Linked DNA regions of Mus musculus: region 2 is linked to region 1. The links are chromatin loops, found by intact Hi-C in ENCODE. Cell type or tissue: heart. All regions are shown on one strand.

Evidence for each region. Hi-C counts contacts between places; a loop is a spot of excess contacts. Peaks named below come from ENCODE experiments on the same cell type or tissue, not always from the same donor. Only the 100,000 strongest peaks of a DNase experiment are listed, where the experiment ranks them.
Region 2: it touches region 1 in a loop (4-fold over the local background); 4 of 42 quality-filtered maps call a loop at or near these places.

What each region holds. Positions count from the first base shown.
Region 1 is chr11:88,724,623-88,732,622 of GRCm38, forward strand. C030037D09Rik (RIKEN cDNA C030037D09 gene) reads left to right here. Exons shown (of 4, transcript NR_038058.1): 3 at 2,919-3,018; 4 at 3,537-3,950. Among named protein-coding and RNA genes, the nearest start is that of C030037D09Rik, 10 kb to the left of the region's middle. In heart, CTCF peaks have their summits at 4,083 (motif pointing left), 4,291 and 5,115; a DNase peak (open chromatin) is centred at 5,039; H3K27ac peaks cover 2,660 bases.
Region 2 is chr11:88,653,103-88,661,102 of GRCm38, forward strand. All of the region lies in intron 5 of Msi2 (musashi RNA-binding protein 2), which reads right to left. Among named protein-coding and RNA genes, the nearest start is that of 0610039H22Rik, 38 kb to the left of the region's middle. In heart, no CTCF peak of the experiment used is centred here; a DNase peak (open chromatin) is centred at 1,879; H3K27ac peaks cover 2,513 bases.

The sequences.
Region 1 (8,000 bases):
AAATATTTTGTACATTTTTTGGAAAGAATGTATATCACTTATTGATAAGTAATTTTCTAGATGATTCCCATCAGATCAAACTTGCTGTTTGCATTAAGATTTGCTAGAAACTTACTAGTGTTTTGTTTACTTAATCTATCACCTTTTAAAGGAGCACATTAAATGTCCTCTCTGATTGAAGCCTGCCAAGAGGGCTCAGTAAGTAAAGGCCTTGCTACTAAGCCTGAGGACCCAAGTTCAATCTCCAGGACCCAAATAGAGGAAAAGGACTCCTGAAAGTTGTCCTTGGACCCCCACACATGTACTGTGATGGTCCCCCGTGTACAAACATACATGAAACAAATAAACAAAATAAATAATTTTAAAGCTTTAAATACTCTATATGCCCATACTTATCCTAATTTCTCATAAATCTCTCAAAGTTTGCTGTCTCTCTTTTAAATGTATGTTGCCAGAGGCAGCAAAAAGAAGTGCTAAAATCAAGCTGGGTGGTGGTAGCACACGCCTTTAATCCCGGCACTTGGGAGGCAAAGGCAGAAGGATTTCTGAGTTCGAGGCCAGCCTGGTCTACAGAGTGAGTTCCAGGACAGCCAGGGCTATACAGAGAAACCCTGTCTCAAAAAAAAAGAAACAAACAAAAAAATAATAACTGTTAAAGTCTCCTTTAAAAGTTAAAAGTGTAGCTATGCACTTTTCTGTGTCTTTCTTCCTCTTACTTTTTGCTTTGTGTGTTTTTTAAAATGACTTATTTATTTTATATGTGAGTACACTGTAGCTATCTTCAGACACACCAGAAGAGGGCATTGGATCCTATTACAGATAGTTGTGAGCCACCACATGGTTACTGGGAATTGAACTCAGGACCTCTGGAAAAGCAGTCAGTGCTCTTAATCACTGAGCCATCTCTCCGGCCCCACTTTGTGTGTGTGTATGTGTGTGTGTGTCTGTGTGTCTGTGTGTGTGTGTGTATATATATATACATATATATATATATATATATATATATACATATATATATATATATATATATATATATAATTTTTTAAGGTCTATTTCATTTTATGTGTCTGTGTATATGTGTAGACATGGTTGTACACATGCTAGGTGAGGCCAGAGAGCATGTCAGGAAATCATACTTAACCCTGCTTGAGTGCTGGGAACTAATTTGGGTTTTAACCCAAAGCCATCCATCCATCCATCCATCCATCCATCCATCCATCTGCGCTGGGATTACAGATGTGTACCACTATGCTCTGAGTATGCTGTGCTAGGGAGAAACCACAGGATTTTGTATATGATAGGCAAGCATTTTACCAAACAGGCATGTGGCTTATTTTAAATCTACCCAGTTTTTAGTTTTACAATTTTTAAAAATAGAGTTCAAGTTTTGGTTTTTATGGGCCCGAGGGTTTTGCCTGCATGTGTATATTTGTACCATGTGCATGACTGGTACCCATAGAATCAGAAGAGGGGATTGGGCCCCCTAGAAATGGAGCTATACATGTTGTGACTCGCCAGGTCAGTCCTGGGAACCCAACCCCAATCCTTTGCAAGAGCGGCAAGTGCTCTTAACCACTGAGCCATCTCTGCAGCCTCCGGTGTTTACTGAAACTAGTTAAGTGTTAGAATGATTTGTTACACAGCCCAGATAACTAATCCAAAGAGCCTTCAAGATGCACTTTCTATAGCTGCTTAGTACATAGGTTTGCAACAGGATTCACATGCTAACATTTGTAGACTGCCTTAGTTGGACCCTGAGCAAATGAACTACAGATTAGCTACAGAATAGCAATTGCGTGTTATTAATGTCGTCAGATTGCAACACATTTCACGTTCAATTAACTGAAATGCTCTTTCAGGAGCATGGCTTGGCTCATCTTCTCATCCCTACTGCATACTTAGAAAAGGTCACTGTCAAGACAGAAAAGTATATATGTGATTTAAATGTCTTGACTCAGTTGCTAACAACCGCGAGCGTGTTCTCAAATTGGAAAAGCAAGATGAATTTCAGCTTGCTCTTTTTCCCACAATGCTCTGTTTACTTTCTGGTATTGCATTTCTCTGCCATGCTGGGCGCCTGGCTTATTAAAGAGTCTGTTCATTTATCCGCCTCCCGGAGTCTCACAAGCCTTACTTTTCAAAACAGACATGCCAGACTTCGCACCCAAAATAAAAGTGAGTTGTATTTTTACTAGAAACCATTTAGTGAAATGTGTTTTTAGTCATGAAAATTTCACCAAGTATAAATTCTCTGTCAAAAAGTAATGGGTCCTTTGTATTTTCCTTAAGTAAATAAATAGTTTCTTTCCTCGGGAACCATGACTACTGAGGCCACTCTTGAATTCAGGGATATTCTGTGTTCCTCCAATAGAAAATAAGCATGTATATCAAGATCCTAGGGCAGCCCTTGCCCTGACACCGTGCAATAAGGGAAAGTCACTGGGGGTAGGAAGTAACTGGAAAGAAAAAAGACGGATGTGAGATAAAACAAAACTTTGGTTTGTTTTGTTTTTCGAGACAGGGTTTCTCTGTGTAGCCCAGGTTGTTCTGGAACTTATTCTGTAGACCAGGCTGGCCTCAAACTCAGAAATCCTCCTGCCTCTGCCTCTCAAGTGCTGGGATTAAAGGAGTACGCCACCACTGCCTGGCTGAGATAAAGCAAACTGAATGTTTTTCAAACAGCCTTACTGATCTGACACCTTTATTTATAATTATTTTCTTCTAACGTTGTCTGATAGATATGCAAAAGCCTATTTTAATTTCAATGAGAGAGAAAATGTTTTGTTTTGTTTTTTTCTAACTGGGGAAGAGAATACAAAAGCTTTTCTGGAGTGTAAAAAAGAACACCTAAAATATATTTATCTAATATATTTCCTTTTTCTATTTTTCATTTTCTTTTCCATGTTCTCATTGGACAGATTTGGAAATCTGGTGTTTTGGCTAACGAGTTGTGTTCCTCTTCGCCTCTTATGACTCTCCTTTCTCACCTCCAGTTCAAAATGACTGCAAGCAGCCAAGGTGTGCCAGCTCGGCTTCTCAGGGGTGACCTTCAGAGGTAGTGGGGGCAGGCCTCAGAAAACATCACCTTTAGGAGTTTTAAGAGGTGACCAGGGAGTTTGACTTTAGTCCCCTTCTGCTTCGGCAGGAGACTGGCTTGCCAGGACACGGTAGGTTATAAGAACTTAAACAGGAAGTTTCTGTACTTCTATAAAAAAAGAAAAGCCAAGACCCTAGGGCTGCTCTCCTGTGGCCGTTACACTGTTTAACTTCTGCCTGCCTTTATGTCATTGCTACGCTATTCTTATACACGGAGGTAAATATTTTATTAAACATCTTCGTGCTCGGCAGTTAGGAAGCCCTCTGCTGCCTAGGCCTGGCAGTCGCCCAGCGTTGCCAGGGAGGGGGACGAGGGTGGGCTCGAGAGCTTCACAGAGGAACTGCCCAAGCTCACCGTTCTGTCCAGTACTTAACACCTGGAAACCATTTTCTCCTCTGGCCTCTCAGACTTAATCTTCCATCTCTTCTTTTTTAATCAGCCACCAACTCCGTCTTGATGAAAGGGGCCGGGCTCCCAGAAGAAAATAGCTTTGCCTTTCAACTCCACCTGGAAACGGTTGACATGGCGCTACCTTCACTCAAGCCTCTCCACTAGCCTTGGCGCTTCCCCCATCTCTGCCAAGGCTGGCCCCTGCCAAGCCAATCTAAATATCACAGCTGGAAGTACAGGGTCTCCCCCGCCCCCAACCCTTTCTCCCACACTCTATACGTTGTACCTTGGGACCTTTCAACATTCTCTATGGTCATTCTGAACACCCGCACCCTGCCCATCCACTACGGCAACAGGCTCACAGACCCACAACTACACATTAGATTTTTTAAAAAAAACTTTTGTTCCCCCTTTACACAATACAGGAGGTGGCCACAGCAGCCGGACACAGCACCTCAACAGTGTTAACTCTATTATGTATTTGTATCTCCAGAAGGCCCTTCCAACAAAATCAACAAAATTGCCACTTAATAGAAGAAACGCGCACTTTGGAGGACTGTGGGTGAGCGCGCCCTCTACTGGTGATCAGAGGAAGTGCTTTTTACTGTAGGTTCCCTCTTCTGGTGGAGCAGGGGAAAAAAAAAAGACTGTCTCTCCAGAGTTCAAGTTCCTGCTCCCAAATTCTGACATCTAAATCTCCCCAATTTAGGGGTTTCCTGTAGCTGATGCCAAGACCCACCACGATAGCCCATGCTGCAATTTCTACAATTAATACCAGTCAGCTAAAAAAAAAAAAAAAAAAAAAAAACCTAAAAGGAAGGAAACTTCAATAAGTTGGAATGGAATCTGCTTAGGCAAACATGGTATTGACACTTACAGAAGGACAGAAGGGGAAAAAGGAGCGAGAAAGAAGTATTAGGTGTAACGAGAACAAAGGGTAGACTGTAGCGTAAATTGCTCGCTGGGCAAGACACTCTTGCTAAAAATAAAACTGCCTGGAGAGGACATCACAAATAAAGATGTGCTGTGTCCATGGCAGGAGGAGCCAGCAGCCTTGTGAATCAACGCTACAATTAGAACAATACCAAAACGGGATCATCATCAAAGGCAGGTAGTCATAAATGTGACATGAATTTGAAGTGACCCAAAAAAGTTAATAATGTCAGCATCCTCTTACTTTCAAGGGTGGGACCTCTCAACAGAGACCGGCCCCATTTCTGGGTTCTAAGCAGGCTCTCGAGGTTCCCATCATCTGCTCGGCCAATGTCACATGAGAAAGGAAGGCAGGGCCTGGTTTTGTGTCTACTAGTGTAGGTCACAGATAATTGCAAGCATCAGGGGGAAAAAAAAATCAATTGCCCAAGTGGCTGATGGGAGGAGGCCTGGCCTGACAGAAGGCATTCATTAGAAAGGCCCTTGTGTGAGTGGGGGGGGGGGTGAAGTGGGGGATGGGGGTGGGGGAAGGTTAGCCCATCATAGGCTTGATGTGAGCCCACTGCACCGGGAGGCTGTGGAGAACACAAGTGCAATCTTCAGCTCTATTAATAGTATAGCCGAGTGTGCAAGAACGGAGGCGGTAACTCCAGTCTGTGCCAGCAGGTCAGGCCACACACAGTTTTATGCTCTGTCCTGCAGACTGTGTTTTAAGTCTGGCTGGCAAATTTAAGTTTCTCCAGACAATCGTGAGGATTGGACTTTAGTCTTTAGACAATGCCACGATAAGCCTCACAATCCTTTCACAACGGGCAATATCAGAATGGCTCTCTACCAAATCCGTGGCGCCTCAGGAGCCAGGACTCGGAATTGTGCTTCTGGTATTTTGAGCTTGAGTGTCCCTAGCCGTATAAAGGGACCATAATTACCCGATCTGCCTTCAACATCATTTGGAGAATTGTCTGCTCATTGGAGCCAGAGTGTGTAGATCATCTATGGAGGAGTCCACTGGGTACCAGGCAGAGGGGACATGAAGACAAGTCATGCCACTTGTACTTGTCATTGAGGAGCCTTAAGTCCAATCAGGACAGACAAGCCCACCAACAGATACTTTGTATCCAGTGTGACAGACAAGGATGGGCATGTGTGATGGTTTGAACTGTGATGCAATTAAAGTCCTAAAAGAGTAATGGAGAAAACCAGAGCTCACGTGGCATAGGCATTTGCAAATACAGGAGGAAAGGGAGCCACTGGGTGTGAGAGAGGAGAACCCAGGGATGGAAAAACATTAGAGCCACAGGCTGGGAAGATGGCTCAGTGACTGAGTGCTTTGCTGCACAAGCATGAGAACCTTAGTTCGAATCCCCAGCACCTGTGTAAGAGGTTGTCATGATTCCATGTACCCTGTGGGAGTGGAAATGGGAGGATATTTGGAGTTGGTTGGCTGTCAGCTGTCAGCCGAGCTCCAAGCTCAATGTGAGACACAGTGTCATGGGAGTAAGAAAAGAGGGACAGAGTGGGACACCTGACGTCCTCCTGTGCCCCTCCCCATGTATTCATACAGGCAAACACAACACATAACAGAGATAGAGAGAAGGGGGAGAGGGAGAAGAAGGAGAGATTAGAACCAGGAAAATTCAAGGTTACAAAAGACAATAGAAGCAGCTACCAGTGTTACATGTTATCAGGAAGATGGGGAGTGATGGGGGATGCCAAGGCTGGAACCACAACTCAGTGGTTAAGAAGTAGACTTGCTGCTCCTACAGGAGAACCTGGGTTCAGTTCCCAGCACTCACATTAGGTCACTCACAACTGCCTGTAGTTCCAGCTCCAGGGATCTGATGCCTTCTTCTGGCCTCCACAGACATCTGCACACACATGATGCACATGTATACCGCACTCAGACACATACACATACAATACACCATAAACCTTTAAAAAGAAAAATGGCATCATTGAGGTGAAGGGGGAAACACTGCTAGTCCATTCACTGGTGGGAGGGTGTCCTAGTAGGGGTGACTGCTGTGATGAAATGTGATAACCAAAGCAACTTGGGGAGGAAAAGCTTACACTTAGAGGTAGCAGTCCATCACTGGTGGAAATCAGGACAGGAACTCAAGCAGGTCAGAAACCTGGAGGAGGGAGCTGATGCAGAGGCCATAGAGGAGGGCTGCTTACTAGCTTGCTCCTCATAGCTTACTCAGCCTGCTTTCTTACAGATCCCAGGACCACCAGCCTAGGGATGACACCACCCACGATGGGCTGAACCCTCCCCCATCAATCACTTGTCAAGGAAATGCTCTACTGGCTTATATACACCCCAATCTTATGGAAGCATTTCCTTAACTGGGGTTCCCTTCTCTCAAAGTACTCTAGCTTGGTCAAGTTTGGCATAAAATTAACCAGCACATTGAGATTGAAATTTCATCCACAGTGGTCAAGATTTTTCATAAAGATAGCACTGGACGAGTACCACATGTCTGTAACGCTGCCATTGTGATAGCTAAGGCAGGAGGAGCCTGGGCTCAAGGTTTAGGGTGTAGCTCAGTGGTAGAGCATTTGCTCGGCGTTCACAGGCCCTGGGTTCAATCCATAGCTCCTCGAACAAAGCAAAACAAAACCTTCCAGAAAACTCATGAAAGCAGAAACTGATTTCATTTAGAAAGTTTGATGATTGAGATTGATTGATTGATTGATTGATTGATTGATTGATTGATTGATTTTTCAAGACAAGGTTCCCTGGCCCTCCTGGAACTTGTTTTGTAGACCAGACTGGCCCTCAAACTCAAAGATCCACCCATCTCTGCCTCCCAAGTGCTTGAATTAAAGGCGTGTACCACCATTCCCAGCCTAGAAGAATGCATTTATCAGGCACCTATCACACACGCAGAATATTACTAGACATTATGAAAGTTCAAACTGCTAACAATTCTGTTGGGCCGCACTTCACTATTAGTGATAAGCCTAGCACATTCCCAAGAATAGTGGGAAACCATGGTGTGACTTGTGCAAATGAGGGAGGCAGGCAGAGTGGAGTCTCAGTGGCCAGTGGCTCTGGTCCTGGGTGACATTCCTTATAGTCACAAAGAAGGGGCAGAAAAAAAAAAAAGAATGTCATCTCTGTGATGCAGGTATGGTGACCTCCTGCTGGCCTCCACCTTGTTCGTGGGTGGTTTCCTCTCCCAAGAGTCCCTTTCCAGCACATTTCTTGTCTTCACATCCCTGGTGTTTCCTCCCATTTTGTTATTGACCAGTGGGATTAATATTACTCTTTACGGGCTGGAGAGATGGCTCAGTGATTAAGAGCACTGACTGCTCTTCCGAAGGTCCTGAGTTCAGATCTCAGCAACTTCATGGTGGCTCACAACCATCCATAATAAGATCTGATGCCCTTTTCTGAGGTGTCTGAGGACAGCTACAGTGTACTTATATATAATAAATAAATAAATCTTAAAAAATATATTACTCTTTACCCTGCTCACATCCCAGAGCCAACATGCACTGTTTTTTTTCATCAGTGGGCTTCTGTCTGGCTGATTAATTATTCATGTATAGTGTAAGAAGGGCTATGATACAGAGA
Region 2 (8,000 bases), 72 kb before region 1:
TGGACCAAACGCAGCCAACAGGGCAAGGGAACAGGATGCATCTATGAGCAGCGCACATTCCTTAGGCTTCTGCATAAACCCTGAGGCAGGAGACAGCCCCATTTTACAGATGTGGAAACTAAATGACAGAGAGGTCAGGCTATATCCAGGTCACATAGCCAATAAAAGCGCAGAGCCAAGATTCTAACCCTGGCAGTCTGGCCTGTGGATCTACTCTTAAATAATGTGATAGCATCTATCCACCTGCTTCAGAAACTTCTCCCGTTCTAAGGCTTTCTGTGTGATGTGAAGGTTTCCTTAGGCTGTCCCCTATTTGTGTTATGTAATTATTTAAAAAGGATCTTCAACTCCCTGCTTTCTCTAAGGCTCGAAGATAACCAACGATGAGACATAAGACAATCAAACTAGAGAGTCTTATCACAGAAAGGGGGTAAAATAAATCTGAAAACACGATTCACAGACACACTGTGTCTCTTCTCTTCCCCACATTGACTTCCAAGTCCCCTAGGCATCTCAGTAAAAACGGGCACCATGATCAAATTCCAAAGTGTGTCTCCCACACGGAGAAAAGCTTACTAGGTGCCCAGTGAGAAGCAAACATGATATATTACTACGTTACTATACAAGAGGAGACTAAGATCATTTCCCAGTATGACGTTAAAAAAAAATCAAGTCTGTAACATTCAAAGCATCTGAAGATGCTGCAGTTCGCTAAGGTAAAAACATCTCCCACAACCCTGCCTCTTCACAAGCCTTTGCTTTCCCAATACAAAGTCACAAAATGGAGAGAATAATAAAACCTGTCCTCTTATCCCTTCGGGGCATCGAGATCACTTCAGAGAAGCCTGAGACATTTACCTAGTGTTTACTAAGAAGGGCCATATGCCTGGTAGTCTTGGGTCATGTGACATGGCACTTTAGGACACACTGGCGCTCCCTGCACCTGCTACAATGTCCCTCCCAGTTTTGGGGACTCACTGAGATGCAGCAGAACTCTCGTACATCCCTTGCAGGGCTCAGCCCCAAGAGTATCAAGACAACTGACCCACTCAGCTCTTGGGCTCCTCTTTCTTGACATCTCAACTCTCCCCCTTTTATTCAGCTTTTGTAGAAACTTCTAGAAACCCAAGTCACCTGACTCCAGCCTGATACCTCAAAGCAGGTCTGCCTGTGGCTGTGGGCTCATCAGGAAACTGCATGGAAATACAAGCAGGAACACAGAATCGTATGTCCTGGGCCAGTTGAAAAAGTTTCACTATGGAGTTTAAGCTGTTCTAGACACAACAGAACAATAAGACCAAAAAGCCTCTTCAGGCAAAGAAAACAATATAATCTCATCCCTTGTCTGGCCGGAAATACGAATTCGAAGATAAAGGTACCAGAGCCTGGAACACTAGGGCCCTACATGGCCTGTGATAATCCCTGCAAAAAACCACACTGGTACCCATGACTCTGGACATTACATCATCCACTCCCTTAAACATTAGCTAAGACCTGTGGATGGAGAACCACCCAGGGCAGGGTAGAATGTCCAGCTATATGCCTTCGATTCACTTGTGTACTAGTTAAGAACCAATTAGAGAACTTGGGGGAAGAGAGTGGGTAGGTCTCAGGAAGCTGAGAGACAGTTCACACTCAGTACACCTGGAGTGGCAAGCATAGCCTGAACGCTGACGGCACAGTCCCTCAAGTGGCCCTCTGGTCACAGTGGCCCTCTAAACGGGATGCCTTCTGTCCTGCTTGCTGACTGAAAGGAGTTGGAAACCCTACCACCGGCCCTCCTGTGTCATTATTCAACAACAAACAGAAACTATATTTAGAACTGTTTCCATGAAGGCGCCACGGGCAAAGGCCACTCAACCTCGGAGACGCAGAAAGGTGAAATGAGGTTACCCTCCCCGCTCCCAGCCATCTATTCAACACAGCATCTCATTTTATAAATGGACCTTAAAATTCACAGGAGGAAAGACAGTTTTCCCAGGAGCCACTGCGTCCATTCTGCAAAATTACGTAACTCAGAAAATGAGGGTTGTGATTTGATTATGCCTTCAACAGCCTGGTGCCAAGGCGACCAGCTCACCGTGCCCATCAACCGCTGGTAGGGAACAAAAACACAGAAGAGCAGAACAACTCTAGATAAACCCTTTTGCAGTAACCCACGTAAGTTAAGTCTTAAGCAAACCTCTTGATAGCCTCAGTGGCCCAGGTTTGCCGCACCCCACCCTAAAGCAAACTCCACGGAGGGTTTTTGGCCCACCCAGTTGGGTAGAAAAGTACACAGCTCCAAGCTTGGGCTGACTGAGTAGTTTGTCCTTATTGGAAGTTTATACTTGCCTCACACACAAGGGGTACTGTTGGAAGGAATCAAATAATTTACTGTTGGACATTCTGGTTTCAAGGACAGCACATGCCCTTAGGAAAGCAAAAATGTTACCATTTACCTTTTAAAAAAAAAATTACTAGCTTTTTATTTCGAAGCAAGTTAATGGAAATAGGGCTTTTTCAAAAATGCAGTTGAAGGTGCTGAAACCTCCTGGAATCAACCTCCTTCTGTAGAATGTAGAGCTGTTTAACAGAGGGAAATTAAAAAAACAAAAAACAAAAAAAAAGTTCTTAAGAGTTGTATTCCAGTGTCCTGCAGGAGCCCCAGGTGAGGCCTCCCTTGAGCCCACAGATCTCTACCTACGCTCTGAGCTGTCACATAGGTTTTAACTAAAGCACATTTATTTATCATCTCAACTGTTCTTTGTCCTCCTCGCTGGGCTTAATGTAGACAAAACAGGGCTAATTGTGTCTATTTCACCAGTAAGAGTGGAGGCTGCTTTCATAATCTTGTCACAAGAACCAAGCCACTTGAGACACCCCAGAGGTCATTCGTCTACGGTGCTGCGCTGGGGAGACCAGGATTCCTGAGTGAAGAGGACTATGTCATCTTTCTGCACTCGGGACAAGACACTCGTCCTTGACTGTAAGCGTGCAGCCAGGTCTTTCTATACAGGCCCAAGTGGATAGGCTCCTTGCCTGGAACAGCCTCTCACAGACCCAGGTCAAATGTCCCCCTCTTAATTCTGGGAATTTCACAATGCAAAGGGACAGGGAGGGGAAGGGAGGGGCGGGGCTTCACTTTCAGATGTTTCCATTTTTCTCAGCAAGGTTCATACTCTAAAAGCAAAAGATGCTGAATTCAAAAGGAAGGTAATGATTATTTTTCATGACAAAAACCTTCCCAGGCAGCAATACCGCTGGCTTTCTCTATCCATCCACCTACCCAGGTTATCCACCTCATCCACAATTTCTGAGTTCTTTGGTTTTGTGTGTAGCGGACAGAGTTCAACATTGGGTGTCTTCCTCTATGACTCTACACATTTTAAAAAGTCAGAGTCTCTCACTGAACCTGAAAGCTCACCAGCTCAGCAAGATGGCTCAGCAAGGCCCAGGCATCTTTCTATTTGTCTCTCCGTACTGCTGGGGATGCAACTCGGGTTCTCATGTACACGCATAGCAAGCATACCAACTGTGCCATGTTCTCTGACCCCGCCCCCCAGGTTTTCCAACTTAAATATGGATGTAATTTTGTATATATTTCCTTTTTTAAAAAAATGGGTATTATACATTTATATCAAACCTAAACATGAGACTCCATTACAAAACGCTGGGGTTTCTGAGTGGGCTCCAGGACCACTCCACCCAGCTGGTGGGAGCACCTTCAGCATCAGCCAGCGAGCTCCATGGTTGCAGAACAACAGAAGGATACAACCCAACTGAGCTAATCCTTAGGGGTTGGTCAGCTGGGTTGTTCAGTTTGTCTGTATAAACAGTGCCACAATGGACATCCTTGAATAAGTCCTTTATTATTTGAGAAGAACTTTGTTTGATTACTGCCTGGGATGACATTCTTCTAGGTGGAACTCCTGGGCTCTGGGTTTGCTCTTAGGAGAGGGACTAAGGATGAGAGGAGCTGCTGATATATTTTGCTGGTACCACAACTACATTTCAGTTGATTTACTGAGTCAAAGGAGGCATGTGTTGAATAGAAAGCACACTGCTGGTGTCAGAAACACAAGTTACACAGCAGAAGGTCAGCTGGCCACACTAACCAACCAAGGAGTGGCGTTTCCGCAGTGACGAGCTGAAAGCCACACAACAGCCCTGCCCTCACTCTGGACGCCACACCACCCTGGAGCCTGAGAAAAGGCACCATGGAGGACGATTGGTCTGGGCTCCTTGGACAGACAATGGCTGGGCTCCTTGGACAGACAATGGCTGCGTTGCTCCATCTCTCTGGACCTCACTCAGGCTAGTCTTGTTTACATGTTAGACAAGATGACCATGAAAGAGGCTGTTCCTTTGACGAGAACAAATTGCTTCTCTAAGTGCTGGGTTCTACTGTGCTCTGTAACCCACTAAATGGAGATTTCATCTTTATTAGTCCCCATACCCAATCACTCCATCTCCTTACCCAGAGGTCTCTCTGACCAAGTGTTCCAGTAAACACGTAGAGCCTCCTACATACAGTGAAGCAGGGCAGAGGCCTTCCGAGGGCTTCCAGGTCAGCCTCCAACTGTGCAGTTGAGTGTAACACCTACACTCCCTGTCCAGACAGTCTGGCTGGCAGTTAGCACTCAAGCTTCCTGAATTCAAACAACATCCCTCCCTCCCAGCAATGAGACCTAAGATAGCTCCTGAAGCAGCAGGTGCCTGGACCTCAGGGCCCAATGAGTGTCTTCCTGCAGGACCACTACATGAATGACAAATGGAAGTGCATAAGGTGTTAAGAACAGAGCCTGGTAATCAACGCATGCCTAATAACACTAATAAGCATTGGGGACAATTATCCTTTCACCCAGGACACTCTTAGGGCTATTCGTTCTTACGTTACCAGTTGCTCCTGAAGACACTAAGGAAATATAAATCATTGCTCAAGACATGGTCCACCAGTCCTTACTAGGAATGCGAAGATGCCAACTTGAACAGGCAGTCTAGAATTCTTTATCCAAGGCTTGCATTTTGGAGGTTTCTGATTTCGGACAGGCAACAAGATGTGTGCATCGTATTCTACAGCACCCACCTCCCTGCTCTGCCTGCTTCTACTCAAAGACATTAGAAGTTTTTCAGAAAAATCCATGTACCCTCATAGTCAGCAGGATGGAGACGCCATATAGTCTGAGGACAGGCAGGTCAGATTCTGTAGCCCACGGAGTTATAGAAAAGCTGAGGCCGTGACACGCTAGACCTGTAGCCACGGGGTAACACGGAGGCAGGAACTGTAGAAAGGGGGACTAGGCAAGTAACTAGGGTAAGACTAAGGACAGGCTCAGTTAACACCTGAAGAAGAAACAAGAGCCTCCTGAGAGAAAGGCTCTCTCTGGCAGAGGCTGCAGCAGATGCAAAGGAGAACCTTCTAGAACGGCATCAACCATAATGGACACCCAAGAGGCCATGCAAGGCAACAAGAAGGCTGACAAATGAGGCTAGGGTCAGAGTCTGGTGACTGAGACCATACTAAAGGACCTCCCCTTAAAACTGTGGCTCAACCAGTACTTTAAAAAAAGAATATGATAGCCGGGTGTGGTGGCGCACGCCTTTAGTCCCAGCACTCGGGAAGCAGAGGCAGGCGGATTTCTGAGTTCGAGGCCAGCCTGGTCTACAAAGTGAGTTCCAGGACAGTCAGGGCTACACAGAGAAACACTGTCTCGAAAAACCAAAAAAAAAAATATATATATATATGATTATATTGCTTTTTCAGAAAAGCCCTCTGGGCAGCCAGTGGGTCCATGGGCAGGAAGAGAGGAAGTATCCAGACAGAAGACCTGTCACTGGTCAGGTCAAAGATGAAGACACCACCAACTTGGGCAGCAAAGGGATACCACTGAGGGACGGTGCCTCAGGACTGGGGAGGTGGGGTGTGGCACAGAGACATCCTCATCAAAGTATAATACAAGAGGGAGTGGCCAGGTCCAGGAAGACAGCCACAGGAAGTGCAAGGCTCACAGGGGACGCCTTTCACATCCATTTTCTGGCAGCTTGAACCCAAGACCTTACACATGCTAATCCAGTCCTCTCCCACTCAGCTACATTCCCAGCCCCTTTTGACTTTCATTTGGAGGCAGGATTTCCCTAACTTGTCCCATCTGCCTTTGAACCCGTGAAGCTTCTGTCTCATAGAGTGGGTGGGATTATAGGTACGAGTCACCAGGCCAAGCCAAACACCGCTATGCTCCTGCACGCCCATCTCAAAACTGTTCTTCATGGGTTGGGGCATTTCTAGAACATTCTCTGCAGGTTCCTCTCCTCTACCTTTGCCAGTGCCTGTACCATAAAAAAGTCACCCACCCTGAGGTACCATATGACAAAATGGCTATTGTAACCACTCTACAACCTAGGCAGTACTCCCTGCTGTCTTCCCAACTCAGGTCACACATGGGTTGTTAAAATGCACCAATTAAAGTGCCTAGGGCCCTGGTCTGTCCCATCCTCATGACTCAATGAAGCAAGTGGGGGACATCTATCAAAAGATCGGAAAAGAGAGGACATCACCAGCCACATGCTGTTCTGAGCCAGAGCCAAGAGGGGTGACAGAGAGACTGGCTGGAAGAAATTCACAGTTAGCTCCAAATCAGGGCCCACAACCACCCACTTGTGAAACACTCACTACTCCCCCATTTAAGCCAAGCTGAGAACACGAGCCCAAAGAAAAGCTTCAGAAAGAACCCAGTGCCCGTGTACCATTCAGCCATGCGCTTCCGCCATCTTCTTCACTGTTTCTTACCGGAACAGCCAAAGACTAAGAAGAACACAGACAATGAACGGCACAGCTTTGTTGCCAAGGACACAACAGACCAGTTGAGTATGACTCTTAGGATCACTGAGTGCTGCCTCAGAGACCCCAGTGGCCACCTCTACTCCCAGGCCTCATTCGTCCTCTAAAATCTCCCTATATATCTCTGGCTGTCCTAAAACTGTAGACCAGACTGGCCTCGAACTCACAGGGATCCACAGCGATCCACCTGCTCTTGCCTCCTGAGTAAAACCTCATGTTTCTTAAGGATAGAGTACTATTGTACCTCCTAACTCTGAACAACACCCTCACATAACAGATGCAAAGTAATTACCTGGTAAACTGAACCATCACCCAAAGAGAAGGCCATCTCATGTGACAGGAATAATGTTCCTCCCAGAGCAGGAACTTTTAATGAAGGCAATGAGGAAAACTCTATAGAATCAGCATCTAGCACAGAAAAACCAGACCTGCTCTAAGTTTGGGTCAGAGAGGTGAATCTTGTCCTCAGCCGCTTCTCTGCTTTCTCCTAATGGGTGTGTACAGACTGACAAAAGTGATGTGCCTCACAATCCCATCCTGCAAACCTCACCCATTCCAGTCCCCAGCCCCCTTGCATTGCACTCACACACACACACACACACACACACACACACACACACCTGCTTCCCAGCAGCTGGACCGTTCTAATCAGCTGATTTTTCTCCCCCCAAGCAACCAATACAACTCACAGTTTGTAAACGGCCTTTGCTCTCAGACATTCTCTGGTCTCTACCCGGAAGCCCTCCCAAATGTCACGTAACCCAGGGACAACTGCAGCACCGGGACTCCCAGAAGGGTTGGCGAAGTGCTTCAAAACGTTGTCGGGTGCCAATAAGGACCTTCTGAGGAGACCCAGCGTTCCTCCAGTCCCAGTGACTATGACCTCAGCCCAGCAGCCAAGCACAAAACCTAGGCGGCAGTGGAGCCGCCAGCTCAGCAAGGGAAGGGGACTGACTCGTGGCCTGTTGCTTATGTTTGATTAAAGGTTGGTTTATGTTTCCTTGGGGAGTTTTTACTTCTACACTGTTATTTCACCCCTAAAATTTACAGTGCCTGAATTCTTCCGCCCTGCTTGAACCAACCCAGCCCCTCCTCTTGCTCTGGTCTGAGAATGGCCAGAAATAGTTTCCATTGTCATTGACTGAAATTTCCACTTTGATGATGGGAACAAATATTTTTC